Regions from separate parts of the Homo sapiens genome. Here region 2 is linked to region 1. Evidence: chromatin contacts called from ENCODE Hi-C or POLR2A ChIA-PET data. All regions are on one chromosome and are shown on one strand. Each heading gives the region's core, a stretch centred on a gene start or an enhancer-like site at or near the end of the contact. The rest is flanking DNA. Distances are from core to core; before and after follow the strand shown. Region 1 overlaps EVI5 (ecotropic viral integration site 5). Region 2 overlaps LOC124904219 (a long non-coding RNA gene).

Evidence for each region. Hi-C counts contacts between places; a loop is a spot of excess contacts on that map. ChIA-PET counts read pairs that join two places held with the same protein, here RNA polymerase II (POLR2A). Pooled maps may share reads with other maps.
Region 2: a loop to region 1 is called in a pooled map, with 4 times the contacts of the local background. The contact joins two enhancer-like sites. A Hi-C loop is called at or near these places in 2 of 37 single-sample maps with no recorded cell type and 8 of 50 pooled maps. POLR2A ChIA-PET finds 5 or more read pairs at or near these places in 3 of 52 experiments (CD4-positive, alpha-beta T cell, PC-9 and activated naive CD4-positive, alpha-beta T cell).

Annotation. Positions count from the first base shown.
Region 1 is chr1:92,582,949-92,586,128 of GRCh38, forward strand. The region is part of intron 18 of EVI5 (ecotropic viral integration site 5); the gene reads right to left. It also overlaps the pseudogene LOC107985727. Among named protein-coding and RNA genes, the nearest start is that of GFI1, 98 kb to the left of the region's middle. RefSeq lists a silencer at 1,521-1,670. Within about 2 kb of position 1,608, at least 8 of the 41 ENCODE cell types and tissues checked have a DNase peak (open chromatin) inside an H3K27ac peak, as active enhancers do; they include CD4-positive, alpha-beta T cell, where a contact is called at or near this core.
Region 2 is chr1:92,979,892-92,983,071 of GRCh38, forward strand. The region is part of intron 1 of LOC124904219 (a long non-coding RNA gene); the gene reads left to right. Among named protein-coding and RNA genes, the nearest start is that of DIPK1A, 20 kb to the left of the region's middle. Within about 2 kb of position 1,525, at least 5 of the 41 ENCODE cell types and tissues checked have a DNase peak (open chromatin) inside an H3K27ac peak, as active enhancers do; they include CD4-positive, alpha-beta T cell, where a contact is called at or near this core.

The DNA.
Region 1 (3,180 bases), core at 358-2,857:
GCATTTAAGTACATATGCATGTAACATATATACATATTAACATGCACATGTACTTAATATATATAAATACAATACATATACTCACAAATGCTTTTTAATACATACAAATGGGAATATATATTCTGCTTATAATTTGCTTTTTTCACCTAGTATGTCTTGTAGATCTTTATTCTTTCTGAAAGACGCAGAATATTCCAGAGTATAAATATACTATAGTGTAACCATTCTCCTACTGATGGGTAGTTACTATTTTTTCTAAATATTAAAAATAACCTTGGGGTCAGGCGCGGTGGCTCATGCCTGTAATCCCAGCACTCTGGGAGGCTGAGGTGGGTGGATCACTTGAGGTCAGAAGTTTTGAGACCAGCCTGGCCAACATGGTGAAACTCCATCTCTACTAAAAATACAAAAAATTAGCTGGGCATGGTGGCACGTGCCTGTAATCCCAGCTACTTGAGAGGCTGAGGCAGGAGAATCGCTTGAACCTGGGAGGCGGAGGTTGCGGTAAGCCGAGATCACGCTACTGTGCTCCAGCCTGGGCGACAGAGTGAGGCTCTGTCTCAAAAAAAAAAAAAAAAAAAAAAAAAAATTAGATTTTTCATCCACCTTCATCAGTTACATAAAGAATACAAAGAAATCTAAAATAGAAGGAAAAAATCAGAATAGGAATAAAATTTTTAAAAAGATGGCTTATTTAAATTTGCAATTATTTTCTAGTATTGTACTGGCCAATGGTATTAGAAGTATAAGCTACTGGAAGTACCAATGCCTTCTCTCTCTCTCTCTTTTTTTTTTTTTTTACATTCTTTCCAGATATCTAATATAACAAACTGAAACTTATAATTAGTTATTAAATTTTCACATATTAACTTTAGGATAGGAAACCACTACTTAATATATTTTAACATTTTACTCCTGGCTATTAACATTTACAACATGGGTTACAAATAGGTATCATACCTCTAAAGGAAGTAACAGAAACAATTAGTAATCTCTCTCTGTTCTTTTTCATAGAGATTTCAAAATAAATCTAAGGTTATGCATAGGATGTGGGTTTTTCTCCGGGAGTAGTATTACAGAAGGTTTGTGGTATTAGAAGGGTCATGACACAATGCAAGTTGCTTAGTCTCAAACACAAGCGTAAAGCTTTCATTTTAAGAATATTTTATATTATACCCACAGATGAAAAATCTAACAAAAAGAGACACGGTGGTACATAAAGATATATTCAAGTGCTCTCTCTTTCGTAAAAAATCAAACCTTTTTAGAGACAATTTAAAAAGCAATCTCTTGATTGTTTAAAAGGTTAAATAATGCTTTTTTTTTTCCAGGCTTTATTATGAAACTATGTTCAACGGTCACAGAGGCAACCACATTAACTTGCAGCATGGATACAAATTTTAAGTTCTACATTGATATTTTCAACGCACATATGAAGCAAAATGTCTTAAGCAAATTATTACTGCATATGAAATTACTATAGTAGAAGAAAACCCAATAATTTGAGTAAATCTGTAACACTTGGTAAGTAATCACTCTGATTAATCAACATCACCTTACTGAAATATCAATAGCAACCACTAGGCTTTAGTAGGTTATTACTGATTTGTACTTTGCCAAAAGAAAAATTAATCAGAATGGTAAATGTGGTAAGCGGTAGCCTCTCCATGACTTCAAGGTGACTCATTTGAAACTTCTAAAAACAAATCATACTCATATCATGTACTACTGATAAGTTTTTGAAACAGTTTCCTGTAATTTAAAGTCATGGACAAAGGTTTGAATATTCTTCTTAGTAATTAGAAAAAGTAAAAGTACACATAAATGTCTTTTAAAAACCAATAATGAAATCTGAAAAATATATAAGGGATAAAAGAAATCAAATATTTGGCTAGTATTTTTCAGTATTAAGACTGATTTAATTCCATTTCAGAAGAGAAATATACATATACACAGGACTAGCTAAAGGCACAGTTTAAAAATACCAGCCCAAGGCCGGGTGTGGTGGCTCACACCCATAATCTCAGCACTTTGGGAGGCCGAGGTGAGCAGATCACCTGAGGTCAGGTGTTCGAGACCAGTTTGGCCAACGTGGTGAAACCCCATCTCTATTGAAAATTTAAAAATTAGCCAGGTGTGGTAGCAGTCACCTGTAATCCCAGCTACTCAGGAGGCTGAGGCAGGAGAATTGCTTGAACCAGAAGGCTGAGGTTGCAGTGAGCCGAGATTGCACCATTGCACTCTAGCCTAAGAGACAGAGTGAGACTCCATCTCAAAAAAAAAAAAAAATCAGCCCAGTGCTTTGCAGGGCTGAGTCAGGATTATTTGAGGCCAGAAGCTCAAGATCAGCCTGAGCAACATAGCAAGACCCCATCTGTACAAAAAATTTAAAAATTAGCAGGGCATGGTGGGGTGTGCCTGTATTGCTAGCTACTAGGGAGGCTTAGGTAGAACTGCTTGATCCCAGGAGTTCAAAGCTGTAGTACGCTGTGATTGCACCACTGAACTCTGTCCTGGGCAACAGAGCAAGACACTCTCCCTCTCTTAAAACAAGTCAGCATTCACACAAGGTCTAAAAGGTAGAAAATATTCCTCATAAATCATAATTTAATTGGAAACAAATCAATTTTGTGACCAATACTTAAAATTTGATATAATTCCAATGGCTCCTAAAAACTATGGACTCACAAACTAGTTTTAAAAAAAATTAGATACTTTTTAGAAAAGTTTTAAATTTACAGAAAAATTGAGAAGATAGAGAGTTCCCACATACCCTCCCACAGTTTCCCCTATTATTAATATATTAGTGTGGTACCTTTGTTACAATTAATGAACCAATATTGATACATTACTACTAAAGTCCTTAGTTTATTCAGATTTCCTTTGCCTTTGTTTTTTAACCTGTTTTTTTTTTTTCCTGTTTCTAGAATTCTATCCAAGACACATTACATTTAGTTGTAATGTCTCCTTAGGTTCCTTTTGGCTGTGACAGCTTCTTAGACTTTGCTTGTTTTTGATGATCTTGTCAGCCTTGAGTCATTACTATTCAGGTATTTTGTAAGATCTCCACAAGGGGAATCTGTCTGATAGTTTTCTCATGGTAAGACTAGGGTTATGGGTTATCAAGAGGAATACCAGAGAGGTAAAGTGCCATTTTCATCATGTCACATGATATCAAGG
Region 2 (3,180 bases), core at 275-2,774, 400 kb after region 1:
CCAATCAACATTTCCTTTGAGAATGACCTGTAAGCTTCATGTCAATGCGCAAAAACATTTCAGATTTTGGAGCATTTTAGATTTCAGATTTTTAGATTATGGAAGCTCAACCTATATTAGAAAATTTTTCTCTACAAACATGGTACCAATTTTTATTCTCGCAATAGTATATTACAATATATGTATCCTCCTTTTGTTTTTTGTTTTTGTTTTTGTTTTGAGTCGAGGCCTTACTCTATCACCCAGGCTGGAATGCAGTGGCCCTATCACAACTCACTGCAGCCTCAACCTACTGGGCTCAAGTGATCTTCCTGCCTTAGCCCTTCGGGCAACTGGGACTACAGGCATGTGTCACCACTCCTGGCTGTTTTATATTTTTTTGTAGAGATGGGGTTTCACCATGTTGCCCAGGCTAGTCTCGAACTCCCGGGCTCAAGCTATCTGCCCACCTTGGCCTCGCTAAGTGCCAGGATAACAGGCGTGAACCACCACACCCAGCCAGCCTCCTTTTGTTTTAATAATTATTTTCCTAATTAGAACTCAGAGTGTGAATCTTTTTTATATGTGCACTATTTATTATTTCTTCTCATGTGATTTGCTGTGAATGTAGTGTTAATTCTTTAGTTAAATTGGCCCTGTAAGATGCTGCTCAAGGACCAAAACTAGCCCCTAAGTTTTCTCTTTTATTGACAACTGGGGACATATTAGGCACAGGCATGCTTTGTTTTATTGCACTTTGCAGATACTGTGATTTTTACAAGTTGAAGGTTTGTGGCAACTCTGTGTTGAGCAAGTCTGCCAGCACAATGCTTCTAACAGCATGTGCTCACTTTGTGTCTCTGTCACATTTTGGTAATTCAGGCAATATTTCAAGCTTTTTCATTATTATTATATCTGTTACGGTGACCAGTGATCTTTTACAGTGCTATTGTTATTGTTTTGGGACACCATGAACCGTACCCATATAAGACAGAGACCTTCATCCAAAAATGTTATGTGTGGTCTGACTGTTCCACTGACTGGCCACTCCCCTGTCTGTCTCTCTCTCTTAGGGCCTCTCTATTCCCTGAGGCACAACAATATTGGAATTAGGTGAATTAATAACTCTAGAATGACCTATAAGTGTTCAAGTGAAAGGAAGAGTCACAGGTCTTTCACTTTAAATCAAAAGCTAGAAATGATTAAGCTTAGTGAGGAAGTAATGTCAAAGGCTGAGATAGGCTGTAAGCTCGGCCTCTTGCACAAACAGTTAGCCAAGTTGTAAACGCAAAGGAAAAGTTCTTGAAGGAAGTTAAAAGTGCTACTCCAGTGAACACATGAATGGTAAGAAAGTAGAACAGTCTTATTGCTGATATGGAGAAAACTCTAGTGATCTGGATGGAAGATTAAATCAGCTAAAGCCTAATCCAGAGCAAGGTTCTAACTCTCTTCCATTCTATGAAGGGTGAGAGAGATGAGAAAGCTCCAGAAGAAAAGTTAACAGAGGTTAGTTCATGAGGTTTGTGAGGTTTAAAGATGCCACCTCCATCATGTAAAAGCACAAGGTGGAGCCGTAACCACTGACGTAGAAGCTGAGCAAGTTATCTAGAAGATCTAGCAAAGATCTAAGACTACACTAAACAACAGATTTTCTTTTCTTTTCTTTTTTTTTGAGACGGAGTTTCACTCTTGTTGCCCAGGCTGGAGTGCAGTGGCGCAATCTCAGTTCACTCCAACCTCCACCTCCCAGGTTCAAGTGATCCTTTCACCTTAGCCTCCTGAGTAGCTGGAATTACAGGCTTGAGCCACCACACCCAGCTAATTTTTGTATTTTTCATAGAGACAGGGTTTCGCCATGTTGCCCAGGCAGGTCTTGAACTCCGGGCCTCAAGTGATCCGCCCACCTCAGTCTCCCAAAGTGCTGGGATTAGCGGCATGACCCACGGTGCCCAGCCCAAATTTTCTTTTCTCTTCTTTCTTTCTTTTTTCTTTTTCTTTTCTTTTCTTTTCTTTCTTTCTTTTTTTTTTTTTTTTTTTGAGACAGAGTCTCCCTCTCTCGCCCAGGCTGGAGTACAGTGGTGCAATTATGGCTTACGGCAGCCTCAACTTCCTGGGCTCAGGTGATCCTCCCATCTCAGCCTCATAAGTAACCGGGATTATAGGCCCGTGCCATTATGCTTGGCTAATTTTTGCATTTTTTTGTAGAGACAGGGTTTCGCCATGTTGCCCAGGCTGGTCTTAAACAACTGGACTCGAGCAATCTGTCGGCCTTGGCCTCCCAAAGTTCTGAGATTACAGGCGTGAACCACCACGGCTGGCCAACAACAGATTATCAGGGTAGGCAGAACAGTCTTACATTGGGAAAGATGTCACCTAGGACTTTAATAGATAGAGAGAAGTCAATGCCTGACTTCAAATCTTCAAAAAACAGGCTGACTGTCTTGTTAGGGGCTAATGCAGCTGGTGACTTTAAGTTGAAGCCAATGCTTATCTACCAGCCTGAAAATTCTAGGGCAATTAAGAATTATGCCAAATCTACTCTATCTGTGCCCTGTAAATGGAACAACAAAACCTGGATGACAGCACATACGATTACAACCTAGTTTACTAAATATTTTAAGCCCACTGTTGAGACCTACTGCTAAGAAAAAAATATTATTTTAAAAATATTACTGCTCTTGACAATGCACCTGGTCTCCCAAGACTTCTGATGAAGATGTACAAGGAGATGAATGTTTTCATGCCTGCTTACAACATTCATTCTGCAGCCCATGGATCAAGAAGTAACTTGGGGCCGGGTGCAGTGGCTCACTCCTGTAATCCCAGCACTTTGGAAAGCCAAGGCAGGCAGATTACTTGAGCCCGGGAGCTCAAGACCAGCCTGGGCAACATGGCAAAAAGCTATCTCTACAAAAAATACAAAAATTAGCCAGAAGTGGTGGTGTGCACCTGTAGTCCCAGCTGCCAGGGAGGCTGAGGATCACCTGAGCCTGGGAGGTCAAGGCTGAGCTGAGATCATACCACTGCACTCCAGCCTGAGTGACAGAGTGAGACACCGTCTCAAAAAAAAAAAAAAAAGTAATTTTGATTTACTTCAAAATTTTCAGTCTTATTTAAGAAATACATTTCTTAAGGCAATAGCTGCCGTAGATGGTGATTCCTCTGACAGATTTGGACAAGTAAATAGAAAACCTTCTGGAA